2 separate regions of the Homo sapiens genome follow, and region 2 is linked to region 1. A link is a loop called in an ENCODE intact Hi-C map of the cell type or tissue named here. Cell type or tissue: B cell. All regions are shown on one strand.

Region 1 (8,000 bases):
ACAACTTCATACCATATTAGTTAGGGATTCAAAAATATTAATAAGCCCTAAATGCCTTCATCAAAAAGTTAAAAAATATCAAATTAACAATCTAACTTTTCACTTAATAGAACAATAAGAAAGAACAAACCAATCCCAAAGCTATCAGAAGAAAATAAATTACTAAAATTAGAGAACTAAATAAAATTCAGATGCAAAAATCCATAAAGAGCAATGAAACCAAGAGTTGGCTCTTTAAAACAACAAACAAGATTGATAGGCTGCTAGCTAAATTAACACAGAAAAAAAAATATCGAAATCAATACAATCAGAAATGACAAAGATGACATTACAACTGATACCACAGAGATACAAAAGATCCTCAGAGAATACTATGAACCACTCTATTTATACAAACTAGAAAGTCTAGAGGAAATAGATAAATTACTGGAAGCAGTAATTTATTGAATCAGGAAGAGATTGAAACCCTGAATAGACCAATATCAAGCAATAAAATTGAATCATTAAAAAAAAAACTACCAACCAAATAAAACTCTGGACCATATGGATTTACTGCTGAATTCTACCAGATGTATAAAGAACTGCCACCAATCCTATTGAGACTATTCCAAAAAAATGAGGAGGAGGGACTGCTTCCCAACTCATTCTATGAAGCCAGTATCAGCCTACTACAAAAATCTGGCATAGATTCAATGAAAGAAAACTTTAGGCCAATATCCCTGATTAACACAGTCCCAAAAGTCTTCAACAAAATACTAGTAAACTGAATCCAACAGCACATCAAAACATTAATTCACCATAACCAAGTGGGCTTTATTCCTGGAGTGCAAGGTTGGTTCACCACAGGCAAGTCTATAAATGTAATTAACCACATAAACAATTAAAAGTGAAAACCATTTCACTTTTACTTAAAATTTTTTCACTTTTTACATTAAATGTAATTAACCCATAAAAAATCAAAAGTGAAAACCATATGATTATCTCAATAGATGCAGAAAAAGCTTTTGATTAAATCCAACATCCCTTCATGATAAAACCTTCAACAGACTTGGCATCAAAGGAACATACCTCAAAATAATAAGAGCCATCTATGACAAACCCACAGCTAGCATCTTACAGAACAGGCAAAAGCCAGAACCATTCCCCTTGAGAACTGGAACAAGACAAGGATGTCCACTCTCATCACTCCTATACTATATCATTCAATATACTATTGAAAGTCCTGGCCAGAGCAATCAGGCAAGAGAAAGAAATAAAAGGCATCCAACTAGGAAAAGAAGTCAAACTCTCTCTCTTCACTGACAACATGATTCTATAATGGAAAGCCCGAAAGACTCTGCCAAAGGGCTAACAGAACTGATAAATGATTTTAGCAAGGTTTCAGGAGAAAAAAGTTAACGTAGACAAATCAATAGTATTTCTATACACTAATAGTGCCCAGGCTGAGAGTCAAATCAAGAACACAATTCCATTTACAATAACCACAAAGAAAATGAAATACTAAAAATATACCTAACAAAGGAGGTGAAAGATCTCTACAAAAACTACAAAACTCTGCTGAAATAAATCAGAGATAATACAAATAAATGGAAAGCCATTCCATGCCTATGGATTGGAAGAATCAATATCATTAAAATGGCCATACTGCCCAAAGCAATTTACAAATTCAATGCTATTTCTGTCAAACTACCAATGTTATTCTTTGTAGAATTAGAGAAAAAATATTCTAAAATTTATATGAGACCAAAAAAGACACAAAACAGTCAAAGCAATCCTAAGCAAAAAGAACAAAGATGGAGGTATCATACTACCTGGCTTCAAACTATACTATAAGGCCACAGTAACCCAAACAGCATGTTACTGGTACAAAAACAGACACATAGACCAATGGAACAGAGTAGGAAACTGAGAAATAAGCCTTCACACCTATAATCATCAGATCTTTGACAAAGCTGACAGAAACAAGCAAAGGGGAAAGAACTCCCTATTCAATAAATGGTGCTGGGATATCTGGCTAGTCATATGCAGAAGAACGAAATTAGACCCTTACTTTTCAGCATATATAAAAATTAACCAAGATATATGAAAGATTTAAATGTAAGACCTTAAACTATACAAATCCTAGAAGACAACCTAGGAAATAGCCTTTTTGACATCAGCCTTGGCAAATGATTTTTGGCTGAGTCCCAAAAGCAATTGCAATGAAAACAAAAATTGATAAGTGGAACCTAATTAAACTAAAGAGCTCCTGCACAGCAAGAGAAACTATTAATAAAGTAAACAGACAACCCACAGAATGAAAGAAAATACTCACAAACTATGAATCTGACAAAGGTCTAATATCCAGAATCTGTAAGAAACTTAATCAAAGAATAACTTTACCTGTACTATTACATCATGAGTGGGAGATCAGCAGGTATCAGAATAAAGATGCAGCTCCTGCTGATTTTCATTTTACCCAGCTGAAAAGATTGGGTCCTGTTGCTCATATGAACCAGGGCAGCTGGAGCTTTCTTTCCCTTCCACATGCTTAATTCCTCCTGTAGGGATATAGCAGAACTTATAACTAACTGTAGAAGAAATATTTCATGCCCTTGGAAATCACCTGTGCAAGCTGTCCCCCTACTTCTTTACATATGTCAAGTCCACACCATCAGAATTCTCTTACTTTCTGTATTTCTGGTATTTCTGGGGAAGCACCTTTGAGTTTGCTTTCGCTTTTTTTTCTTTTTTTTTTTTTTGAGTCAGGGTTTTTGCTTTGTTGCCCAGGCTGGAGTGCAGTGATTTGATCATAGCTCACTGTAGCTCTGAACTCCTGGGCCCGAGCAATCCTCCTGCCTCCGCTTCCCTTACCATTATGCCCGGTTAAGTTTTAAAATATTCTGTAGAGACAGGGTCTTCCTATGTCCCCCACGTTGGAGTTTGCATTTTCAATAATCTCTTCAGATCATTCTGATGCAAAGCCAGGGTGAGAATTGATGTCTGAAGGAGTAATAACAAATATATTATTTTTGCTTCCTTGCAAAATTGTTTTATTTGTGTCTCTTTGGATTTTAGTCTCCTTTCTGAAATATATTTGTTAATTTATTGAGTGATTGATTCATTTATTAATTAATCTAAAATTTATTTAGCCTACTATGCCCCAGGAATTGTACTAAGTGAGGGTAAGGAGGAGGAACGATAAGGGAGATAAATAAGAAACAAATTTCAGCATAAAGTGAAAATGATAATACAGTTAGTCTCAGCAATGAGGAAGGGCACTTAATCTAAGACATAATCACACAGCATGACTAAAATATACATGAGGTGGAGAAGGCAGGAAAGTAAGCGGGCCCGTGTGCCCCTGTCCTTGGTGCTGAACCATCCCTTCACCTTCTGTGGTAAGGAAGTCTTTCCCAATACCTGGCTGCTGGTGATTTCTATATTACCACCACTAATTCTGAACCAGACGAGGAAAGGGCCAGAGGAAATGGAGGAATGTAGATGTAAGCAGAATAAACAGACTGTTGGAGAAAAATCTGTTGAATTATTGACTCAGTGATGCTAGGAATTTGAGAGAGTAGTGAATGGGGATTTTGACTAATAAATGTGGAAGAAAGTTTTCTCGTTTGGAAAAGTAAGCTCTCCAGTACTTTCTATAATGCTATACTTATGACATTAGAGACTTTCAGGAAGTGCTAAAAATCTGAATTGACCCCTGAAATATACCTATTATTGGGGGAACAAGCCCCCAATATTTCAATGTAGGTTATTTCTATTTTCCATAAGTGTCCGCCAGCTGAGAAATAAAGAGAGGCAGTACAAAGAGAGGAATTTTACAGCTGGGCCACCAGGGGTGACATCACATATCAGTAAGACCATGATGCCCGCCTGAGTCTCAGACCAGCAAGTTTTTATTAAGGGTTTCAAAAGGGGAGGGGGTGTAAGAACAGGGAGTAGGTACAAAGATCACATGCTTCAAAGGGCAAAAAGCAGAACAAAGATCACATGCTTCTGATAGAACAGGACAAAGGGCAAAAGCAGAACTACTGATAAGGGTACAACAAAATCACAAGGTAAAGGGCAAAAGCAGAACTATCGATAAGGGTCTATGTTCAGCGGTGCACGTATTGTCTTGATAAACATCTTAAACAACAGAAAACAGAGTTCAAGAGCAAAGAACCGGTCTGACCACAAATTTTCCAGGGCGGAGTTTTCCCCACCCTAGTAAGCCTGAGGGTACTGCAGGAGACCAGGGCGTATCTCAGTCCTTATCTCAACCGCATAAGACAGACATTCCCAGAGCGGCTGTTTATAGACCTCCTGCCAGGAATGCATTCCTTTCCCAGGGTATTAATATTAATATTCCTTGCTAGGAAAAGAATTTAGCGATATCTCTCCTACTTGCACGTCCATTTATAGGCTCTCTGCAAGAAGAAAAATATGGCTCTTTTTGCCCGACCCTGCAGGCAGTCAGACCTTATGGTTGTCTTCCCTTGTTCCCTAAAAATCACTGTTCTTTTTCAAGGTGCGCTGATTTTATAGTGTTCAAACACAGGTTTTACAATCAATTTGTACAGGTAACACCTCAGTGGTCCTGAGGTGACGTACATCCTCAGCTTAGAAAGATAACAGGATTAAGAGATTAAAGTAAAGACAGGCATAAGAAATTATAAAAGTATTATTTGGGAACTGATAAATGTCCATGAAATCTTCACAATCTATGTTCCTCTGCTGCAGCTCCAGCCAGTCCCTCCATTTGGGGTCCCTGACTTCCCGCAACAACCTATAAATGAAGGGGGCCTGAGAGACATTCCAAGGAGAGAAAATCTTATTAATAATAAAGTGCTTGTTCAAGGATCTATACGTAGTTCAATATGGCAAGAACATAGAGTGTCATAGCAAGATAAAATGGTGAAAATGTAGCTAAGGAGTTAGATCACCACAAAGTATCTTGTACATAGAATTTATAAGAAGGTGCTGGCTGGCTAGGTCATTCTGATAAGAGTCTGAAACTAAATGGAGTCTAAAATTTTGGCTGTTCAGCAGTAAATGTGGGTAGAGGAGGAGAACGAGTTTCTGTTATGCATGTTGATTTCTGCCTAAAAGTATCTACACATATATGCACATATATATGAGATACATACGAATACACAGATATAGACAGATTTAAGAGCCAAATGGTTGCTAGCCACAGCTACTCCCAGTCACACATAGAAGGTGAGCTAGCATTGTGAGTGAGAAACAATGTTGCTTAGTCCTCACTTTAATAATATTGGGTTTGATTATGAGTGTTTCTTCTCACAGAGTTAATGTTTAGCAAACCCAAACATCTTCTAGGGATCCTCTAGGTGTTGAAATATCAAACTAATTCTGTACTGATTCATTAAGAGCTGTTACACAGAGCTTCCAAGTGACTCCTGCTGGCATTTTGGCACTTCCTTGCCCAACCCAGGGCTTCTTCCTTGTCAGTGAATAAATGGGTCCTGCCCAGCCAATGAGGAACCTCCAGAACCAGGTCTGGCACATGTCCTTCTAGTTGGTTGATTATTGAGCCATTGCTGATGTGTTTGAACATCACCCCTGCCTACTCATGCTGTGACTCATTGATTCCAGAGGGCACTGTGAGATGTTCTCTTGGAAGGTCATCCACACTATTCTTATCTGAAAAAAAATGGTTTTCTGATTTTTGGCACATCAATGGGTAAGCACATTACTAATGAAGTATCAATTAAATTTCTTCATGGTAACTTTGCATTTCTGCATTTCACTTCTTTTATAAATTGTCCTTGATCATTTAAATATTTTTATTTTTTTTTGTTTATAAGTTTTACCAATTGTACTTAAAATACTAGCAAGCTGTCAGGGCTCATGCCTATAATGCCAGGGCTTCAGGAGGCAGAGGTTGGAGGATTGATGGAGGCCAGGAGTTCTAGACCAGCCTGGGCAACATAGCGAGAACCCCATCTCTACAATATAAAATAAAATAATTAACCAGGTGTGGTGGTGCATGACTGTAGTCTCAGCTACTCTGGAAGCTGAGGTGCAAGAATTGCTTGAACCCAGGAGTTTGAGGTTACAGTGAGCTATAATTGTGGCACCATACTCCAGCCTGGGTGACAGAGGGAGGCCAGGTCTCAAAACAAACAAACAAACAATTAAGCTGTTTATTATCAGTATTCCTGTCCAGAACACATTGTTTTCATTTTAAATCTTATCTGATGGTGGTACTTTTTAGATTAATGTGTATTTTTAATAGCCACACTCTTTTTCTAGATAGAGTTTCCTGAATTTTGGCCTTGTTTGGAAAATGATTTAGATAACATCATATTATTTTATCCATAAGTATTTCAGTGAGTATTTCTACAAAGCAGTATGACTAAAATACTCTTGTCACATCTGAAAGAAATAACAGTAATCTCTCTCTCTTTTTTTTAGAGACAGAATCTTGCTCTGTCACCCATGCTGGAGTGCAGTGGTGTGATCTCGGCTCACTGCAACCTCTGCCTCCTGAGTTCAAGCGTTTCTCCTGCCTCAGCCTCCCGAGTAGCTGGGATTACAGGCACACACCACCACGCCCAGCTAGTTTTTGTATTTTTAGTAGAGAGGGGGTTTCAACATGTTGGCCAGGCTGGTCTCGAACTCCTGACCTCAGGTGATCCACCTGCCTCGGCCTCCCAAAGTGCTGGGATTACAGGGGTAAGCCACCACGCCCAGCCAATAATTTCTTAATACCACCAACTATTCAGTCAACATTTGGCTTTCCCTAATTGTCTCTTGGATGTTTTGCTAAATTCACATGTTGGTTTATATCAGTTATTTTAGTATCATTATGAATAAATGGGTTTTAAATATTGTTTATGTATTATTATTATTATCATTGAGATGGAGTCTCACTCTGTCGCCCAGGCTGGAGTGCAGTGGCACGATCTCAGCTTATTACAAACTCCACCTCCTGGGTTCATGCCATTCTCCTGCCTCAGCCTTCCAAGTAGCTGGGACTACAGGTGCCCACCACCACCACGCCAGGCTAATTTTTTGTATTTTTAGTAGAGACGGGGCTTCACTGCACTCCAGCCTGGGCGACAGAGCGAGACTCCATCTCAAAAAAAAAAAAAGAAAGAAAGAAAGAAAGAAAAAATCTATAAGCAAAGAAACAATAAACACAAATTTTAAAATGATAAATTACCAGTGGGAGTGAAATGGATGAGCAGGAAGGGCAAAGAGATTAGGAAGGAGCCCACAGAGAGCTTCAAAAAGGTAATGTTCACGTCTTAAGCTAAGCATGGGATGCATAAGTTATTTTTATTTTGACTTATGAGTCCTTTTGACTTGTAACTCATTCACATAAACATTTTGCATTTGTTCAATATTTACTATATTCTCTGAAGAATCATGCATCAAGTGGTAATGTTTAGACATCAAGAATATGCATCAATGGGCTAGGTGTGTTGTCTTATGCCTGGAACCCCAGCATTTTGGGAGGCCTAGGTGGGTGGATTGCTGAGCGCAGGAGTTTGACAGCAGCCTGGGAAACATGGCAAGACCCCAACTCTACAAAAAATATAAAAATTACCTGGGCGTGGTGATGTGTATCTGTGGTCCCATCTACTCAAAGGCTGAGGTGGGAGAATTGCTTGAGCCTGGGAAGTTGAGGCTGCAGTAAGCTGTGATCATGGCACTGCACTCCAGCCTGGATGACAGAGTGAGATACTGTCTCAAAAAAAAAAAAAAAAAAAAAAAAAAAAAGCCTCTGTAAGATGAATGAAGTAACTAACTGACAATATTCTGTGAATGCTTATTTGTGGCTTAGAATAAAGATTGCAGAGCCAGAATCATACATATAAAATGTGGACACTGTGCTCAGTGATTCCAAAGTGATGGTGACAACAGTGATGTCAAAGGTACATGTGGATAATTTAAATACAATTTTTTTTTTGAGATGGAGTCTCCCTCTGTCACCCAGGCTAGAGTGCAGTGGTGCAATCTCAGCTCACTGCAGCCTCTGCCTCCTGGGTTCA
Region 2 (8,000 bases), 89 kb before region 1:
GAAAGAGATTTCTCCACTCCATCCTATTGTGGCTTTATTCTCCTAAACATTGCTGGGGAGTCAATGTGAGGAGGACAATTTGAGATGGACAAGTGCATTGCAACAAATTCTTTGTCTTTCTTGACTACATTCTAAAATTCTAAATGACTCTAAAAATTCTTAGGGAAAAGAAGATGCAAACTACAGTGTATCCTTCATGTATTGTTTCTGACTAGCAAATTTTATGATAATTATTCCTAAGAAGGGTGTTTTATTTGTTTATTTATTTGTTACTGTGCTCAGTAACTTTACAGAGAGTGTTATTCTTGTCATCAGCTAATTATTTTCTTTATTTCTCTGGAGGCAAGAACTGTAATTAAGAATTTAGCATTATTTGTCTTGGTTCAGAACTGAGTCATCATTAAATTTTCCAAGCAAAAATACATTATTTTGTTTATACAAATTATTTTTAAGACTAAGTAAATAGAAAATAATAGTAAAAATTTGGCTTACAAAATTATGACCTTAGCAATGGTAATAAATTTAATTTCTATATTTGACTGATTAATAGGGGAAAGACATAAATATATTATAGGGGATTTGAGTAAAAATTAGGCTTAGCTTATAAATTATTTGTTGAAAACTAGTTATGTGCCAGAAAATGTAAATAAATTTCTCAAAGGAGAAATAGCCACATTCTCTGACCAAGATACAACAATAATGAAAATGAAAAATAAGGGCTAAAACAAATTTTAAAAAAAACTCCTTAAGTAGAAAACATTTTCCTTAACAGCTGAGGAAACAGAGAAGAAAATTTCAAAAGGACAATATCAAACTACCTAGAAAATAAAAAAGTCGGGAAACAACAGGTGCTGGAGAGGATGTGGAGAAATAGGAACACTTTTACACTGTTGGTGGGACTGTAAACTAGTTCAATCATTGTGGAAGATAGTGTGGTGATTCCTCAGGGATCTAGAACTAGAAATACCATTTGACCCAGCCATCCCATTACTGGGTATATACCCAAAGGACTATAAATCATGCTGCTATAAAGACACATGACACGTATGTTTATTGCGGCACTATTCACAATAGCAAAACTTGGAACCGACCCAAATGTCCAACAATGAGAGACTGGATTAAGAAAATGTGGCACATATACACCATGGAATACTATGCAGCCATAAAAAATGATGAGTTCATGTCCTTTGTAGGGACATGGATGAAATTGGAAATCATCATTCTCAGTAAACTGTCACAAGGACAAAAAACCAAACACCGCATGTTCTCACTCATAGGTGGGAATTGAACAATGAGAACACATGGACACAGGAAGGGGAACATCACACTCTGGGGACTGTTGTGGGGTGGGGGGAGGGGGGAGGGATAGCATTAGGAGATATACCTAATGCTAAATGACAAGTTAATGGGTGCAGCACACCAGCATGGCACATGTATATATATGTAACTAACCTGCACATTGTGCACATGTACCCTAAAACTCAAAGTATAATAATAATAAAAGAAAAGAAAAGAAAATAACCACAGTAAAGAAAATACACACTTATACACAATTTAATTAAAGTCAAATTCAGAGGAAATTTTGGAGAAAAAAGTAATGAAAGCAGACAATAATTAAAACAGAACAGTAAATAAGAATAAAGTAGATAATAATAGAATTAGTGAAAGTATATTCAAAAATATCAAAGAATTTGGTGCTTTAAAATCCTACCAGAATCTAAAACATGAAGTGAAATATGGCCTTAATTTTTTGATGATAGCATATTATAGTCTTTGTTTGTTACCTATTTTATCATTAATAACTTATTACTACTGCCTTACAATGGTCCAGTGATGCTCTGATATAAAAGGCAAATAATGTATTAAGATACAACTTAGGTTTGTTATGATGTAGACACTGAGAGAAAAAAGTGATACTGGAAAATTAGCTTTGTTAATTTTTTGGTCAGGTGTTCATGGATCTTTCCAGAAAAACTTTCAGTAATCCCTCTCTCCCTCCCTCCATCCCTCCCTCCCTTCCTTCCTTCCTTCCCTTTTCCTACCTTCCTTCCTTCCTTTCGACAGAGTCTTGCTTGGTCACCCAGGCTGGAGTGCAACGGCAAGATCTTGGCTCACTGCAACCTCCGCCTCCTAGGTTCAAGCGACTTTCCCACCTCAGCCTTCCAAGTAGCTGGGACTAAGGGTGCATGCCACCTCGCTCAGCTAATTTTTATATTTTCAATAGAGACGCGGTTTCACCGTGTTGGTCCAGCTAGTCTCAAACTCCTGACCTCAAGTGATCCACCGACCTTGGCCTCCCAAAGTGCGGAGATTACAGGCATGAGACACCACATCCAGAGAGTTTCAGTAATACTTTCAAGAAATCATTCATTAAGTCCTTGCACTTTCGGCTCCATACAACTTCTCTGCTGTCCAAGGGCTTGACAAAGGTATTAGTCAGGCCATAAAAATATCCAGATTTCATAAATACCAATAAAGACCCAGCTTTAAGTGTTTTCTGAAGGAATGGTGGTAACAAGTTTACCCTTTCAGAGCAAATAATTTAGTCATTGTAGCTATGATCCAGATTATCTTTAGGATAAATCTTCCCTGATCTTTGTTTGGTATTATACTTATTCCTGTTATCTAATCTCTATAGATATTGCTTCAGAGGGAAGCAGAAAACTCATACTTATCTGTGTCTTCCTCTCCCTCCTCATTTTTAAGCCCTGCAATTATACTTCCCATTGCATAGAGAGCATTTCCACCAGGCAGCCCTACCGGTGGTTTAAATGCAACATGGCCTCCTTCCAGCCTCCTCTTCAGCCTGTTCCCAGGTCCCCTGGCTTACCAGTATAGGTTTTGGTATAGGGAGATCTAAGCCAGATGTTATCTTGGGAACTGGGGACAAAGTCAGCACAGAGAAACCCTGGATGAAAATCAGATACTGAGTTAGGAGTTGAACAGTGCAGTGAAGTGAGGCTGCGACTGGATGTCTGGGTAAAGGATACCAAAATCAAAGGTGAGGCCAGGCACAGTGGCTGATACCTGTAATCCTGGCACTTTGGAAGGCGGAGGCAGGAGGATTGCTTGAGGCCAAGAGTTCAAGACCAGCCTGGCAGCAGAGTTAGACCCTGTCTCTTAAAAAAGAAAAATTCAAATGCGATAGTTACCAGAAATTGGGGAACTGAAAAAGAAGCGTACATTAGAATTTGAAAAAGCAGACCAGAGAAAGGGAAGACAAGGCTCGGAGAAGAAACACAGGTGGGCTGACTTGATGGCTATGAACATCTGCAATGACCAAGCACAGCCTAGCTCCTGTGCTGTGAGTGTCTAAAAGGAGCCACTTGGACACAAGGACTCCTCTTTTCAGATAGTATCCCTCTCTTGCTAAAGAAACAAACACCCAAAAAACCAGCCTACATTTATCTTGACCTATAGCCCAATAACCTTCACTAAGCCAATCTTCTCAGAAGCATCACCTATTCTGGAAGTCCCAAATATGATCAGTTTGTCTGGTCAGTTTAGCCTTTCTAATGCCCTTGAACTTGTCCCACACTTTCCCCAGCTACCATCCTAGTACAGGTCTTCCACATCTTATCAGGATTCTGCCCCCAGCTTACTTTTCATCTTCCTATCTCCAATCTCTCCTTCTTTTCTTTTGTAATTATTTTTCATATGCCTACACAGGCTCAAACAGTCTCTCCTTTTTTTTTTTTTTTTTTTTTAGACAGGTTCTTGCTCTGTCACCCAGGCTGGAGTGCGGTGGCATGATCACGGCTCATCGCAGTCTCAACCTCCTGGACAAAAGCCATCCTCCCACCTCAGCCTCCTGAGTAGCTGGGAATACAGATGCTCGCCACAGTCTCTGCTTCTTAAATCAGCTTCTATAATGCCACCAGAGTTTTCTTCTTAAAACCCAGTTCTGTCATATTCTTTCAAGTAGCAAAACTTTTCAGTGGCTCTCTACTGTCCATAGGATTTAATATAAACTCCATAAGGTGGCTTTTAAATTTTTCCATAGTCCAACCCGCATCAACCCCTCCAACCTCATCTTTCAGACATCCATCCTGTTCTCTCCTAAAATCTACTCCGCTGCTATCACTGCTATTTTCCCTATAATTCCTAGGCACACCAAAGGCTTTCACTTAATGTACTGAACCCAGAGTGCAAATTGCACCTAGTGCATCCATTTTCCCGTGGATAGAGCAGCTCCTTGCATGCAGGTGAAATGAAACAATCCACCTATTTAAAGTGTATAATTCAATGGTTCTGGCATATTCACAGGGTTGTGCAACCATCACCACAATCTAATTTTAGAACATTTTCTTCTCCTATAAAAGAAACCCTGTATCCGTTCACTCCTCCTCTCCCCATCCCTTAGCAATCATTATTCTACTTCCTCTCTATATAAAGCTGCCTATTCTGGACATTTCCTATCAATGGGATGATACATTAATGTGGTCTTTTGTGTCTGGCTTCTTTCACTTAATGTGTTCAAAGTTCAATCCAAAATGTAATATGTGCTGACACTTCATTTCTTTTTATTAGTTGATGGACATTTGGGTTGTTTCCATTTTTTCAGCTAATACAAATTATGCCGGTATGAACACTTGCCTGCACATTTTTGTGTGGATGTATGTTTCGATTTCTCTTGGCACTCCTAAGAGTGCAACTGCTGGGGCATATGGTAACTCTGTAAGTATTTAACTTTTGAAGAATTGACACACTGTTTTCCAAAGCTGTGGCCTTGGAACCACAAACCAAAAAAAAAGAAATCCCCCAAAACTCTAAACAGCTGAATCAGCAGACATAGTGTAAAATTCAACTTCGGGAAGTGTATGTATTTTATATGTGTTTCACATAACAGTAACCACGTAACTTTACTAAGTTAACGTGAGCATCCCCAAAGACGTTTTTCTTCTTATTATTATTATTCTTTTTTTTTTTTGTTCTGTCACCCAGGCTGGAGTGCAGTGATGCAATCTCAACTCACTGCTACCTCTGCCTCCTGGGTTCAAGCAATTCTCCTGCCTCAGCCTCCCAAGTAGCTGGGATTACAAGCGCCCGCACCACACCTGGCTAACTTTTTTGTATTTTAGTAGAGACAGGGCTTCACCATGTTGGCCAGGCTGGTCTCAAACTCCTGACCTTGTGATCCGCCCGCCTCGGCCTCCCAAAGTGCTGGGATTACAGGCGTGAGCCACTGTGCCCAGGCCTGACTTTTTCCTTCTTAATGATACACTCACAGTACTTTACTCCATGGCCCATATTTATATTTAAATTAGCCGAGCAATATCATATACTGTTTTTCCTGGCATCCCTCTCATTTGCCTCTTGGCAAAAAATCAGAACTACCCAACTCCATTCAGCATCCTGTCTCATCCATTTCCTGAACAGCCAGAATAGAGTCCTGCAGCAGAGACAGCCTCTGAGCAGAGACAGCCATCAAAAATGAAATTGTTCCCTCATTGCTTCATCATGTGTTGTCAAACTGTGGAGAGCCATTCAAAGCCCTCCCAATTTCTCCACATCCTCATCAATACCTGTTATTGTCTCTCTTTTGGATTATAGCCATGCTAATGGATGTGAGGTGGTATCTCACTCTGTTTTTAATTTTTAATTTTGGTGGGTACATAGGTGTATATATGTACGGGATACAGGCGTGCAATGCATAATTGCATCATGGAGAATGAGGTATCCGTCCCCTCCAGCATTTATCCTATGTGTTACAAACAATCCAATTATATTCTTTGAGTTATTTTAAAATGTACAATTAAATTATTATTGACTATAGTCATGCTGTTGTGCTAGCAAATACTAGGTCTTATTCATTCTTTCTGGTTTTTTTGGACCCATTAACTACCCCACATCTCCCCCACCCCAGCTACCATTCCCAGCCTCGGTAACCATCCTTCTACTCTCTACCTCCATGAGTTCAATTGTTTTTATTTTTATTTTTTATTTATTTATTTTTTTCGAGACAGAGTCTCACTCTGTCGTCCAGGCTGGAGTGCAGTGGCACGATCTCAGCTCCTTGTCCCATCAGATTCCTGAGCAGCCAGAATAAAGTCCTGCAATCCTGCAACCTCTGCCTCCTGGGTTCAAGCAATTCTCCTGCCTCAGCCTCCCAAGTAGCTGGGACTACAGGCATCCACCACCACGCCCGGCTAATTTTCATATTTTTAGTAGACATGGGCTTTTGTCATGTTGGCCAGGCTGGTCTTGAATTCCTGACCTCAAGTGATTCACCTGCCTCAGCCTCCCAAAGTGCTGGTATTACAGGCGTGAGCCACTGCACTGGGCCTGTTTCTATTTTTAGATCCCATAAATAAGTGAGAACATGCCATGTTTGTCATTCTGTGCCTGGATTTTTTTACTTATAATGACCTCCAGTTCCATCCATGTGGCAAATGACAAGATAACATTCTTTTTCATGGCTGAATAGTACTCCATTGTGGATAAGTACCATATTTTCTTTACCCATTCACCTGTTGATGGAATTTGGGTTGTTTCCAAATCTTGTGAACAGTGCTGCAACAAACACAGAAGCGCAGATATCTTTTTGATATACTGATTTCCTTCCTTTTGGGTATACACCCAGCAGTGGGATTGCTAGATCATATGGTAGATCTATTTATCGTTTTTCAAGGAAATCTCAAATTGTTCTCCATAGTGGTTGTACTCATTGTGGTATTGATTGGTATTTCCTTTATGACTAGTGACGTTGAGCATTTTTTTCCTGTGCTTATTGGCCAGTATCTGCCAGGGGCAACTGTCCCTTGAGGCCTTTTTCAGGAGGGCTAGAGTCTGTGCTATAGCCCAGAGGAACACTAGTGGTCTCCATGGCCAGGTCAGTAGGATATCTGAGAATTCTAGGTCCAGAGGGGACAAACACCAAATCTGGCAAGTCCACGTCATCAGAGAAAGGCAAGCAGGAGATGAATGAGTGGATGGAGGAGGAAGGCCAGTGCTTCTAGTCGAGGAGCAGGGACCTGGCAGGAAAGCCCTGTCCCACCCTCACTGTCACTGTGTATGCAGGCTGTCCTCATGTCTCCCAGCTCAGAGCAAATATCTCATAGGATGGGCTCATCCACAGTCCATGCCCAGCACACCACTCCAATTTCATCTCCATCTTCTTCTCATTAAACCTTGCCTTACAGTGAAAGGAGTTTTTCTCCTCCTGTAAACACACCATTGCCATTACCTCTGTGCCATTTCTCCACTCAGATAAGTCCTACCCACTACACAAAGCCAACTCAAGACCTACAGCTCCATTCTGGCAGCATCAGAATCACGACTTTGACAGTTCATGACCTGCTTTATGACTTGTTTATCTCTTTATAGACATTTTTTAATCTCTTCAGCCACATTACAGGAGCAATATTTATACCTCAACTCTCTTAGTACTGGCACAGCACCACCACTGGCACTTAAAATGAAATATATGCTAGCTAGTATTAATGCATAATAAGAATAATGTAAAATATTTAAATGAAGATAGTATATCTTAATTAAAAAGAATAGTAGGAGTTATACTCAGAAACAGAAATTCAAATACTGCATGTTCTCACTTATAAGTGGAAGCTAAACAATGAGTATACATGGCTATACAGAGTGGAAAAATAGACATTGGAGGCTACAAAATATGGAGGGTTGAAAAATTACCGATTGGGTACAATGTTCACTATTTAGGTGACCTGTTCACTGAAAGTCCAGACTGCACCAGGATGAAATATATGCATGTAAGAAATCTACACTTGTACCCCCTAAATATATAAAAATTAAAAAAAGAATAGTAGGAGCTATAAATATGGAGCAACTACTACAGGTCAGACACCTACAGTATCTCATTTAATTCTCAAAACAATTCTATGAGATAGTGACATGATTCCAATTTTATAGGTTACAAAAATCAGGCCTAGAGAAATTAGATAGTTAGATAACTACATTGTCTTCTGAAAACATGAATTGTGATTATTAAGAGGTGGAAATTGGTGGCTTCCTTGGTAATATGTTTG

The links. A loop is a pair of places that touch in the nucleus more often than their neighbours do. Peaks named below come from ENCODE experiments on the same cell type or tissue, not always from the same donor. Only the 100,000 strongest peaks of a DNase experiment are listed, where the experiment ranks them.
Region 2: a loop joins it to region 1, with 2.8 times the contacts of the local background. A loop is called at or near these places in 2 of 110 quality-filtered maps.

What each region holds. Positions count from the first base shown.
Region 1 is chr10:26,363,357-26,371,356 of GRCh38, reverse strand. No RefSeq gene overlaps it. Among named protein-coding and RNA genes, the nearest start is that of APBB1IP, 71 kb to the left of the region's middle. In B cell, no CTCF peak of the experiment used is centred here; a DNase peak (open chromatin) is centred at 3,346; H3K27me3 peaks cover 209 bases.
Region 2 is chr10:26,452,445-26,460,444 of GRCh38, reverse strand. All of the region lies in intron 2 of APBB1IP (amyloid beta precursor protein binding family B member 1 interacting protein), which reads right to left. Among named protein-coding and RNA genes, the nearest start is that of APBB1IP, 18 kb to the right of the region's middle. In B cell, no CTCF peak of the experiment used is centred here; a DNase peak (open chromatin) is centred at 3,204; H3K4me3 peaks cover 893 bases; H3K27ac peaks cover 6,042 bases.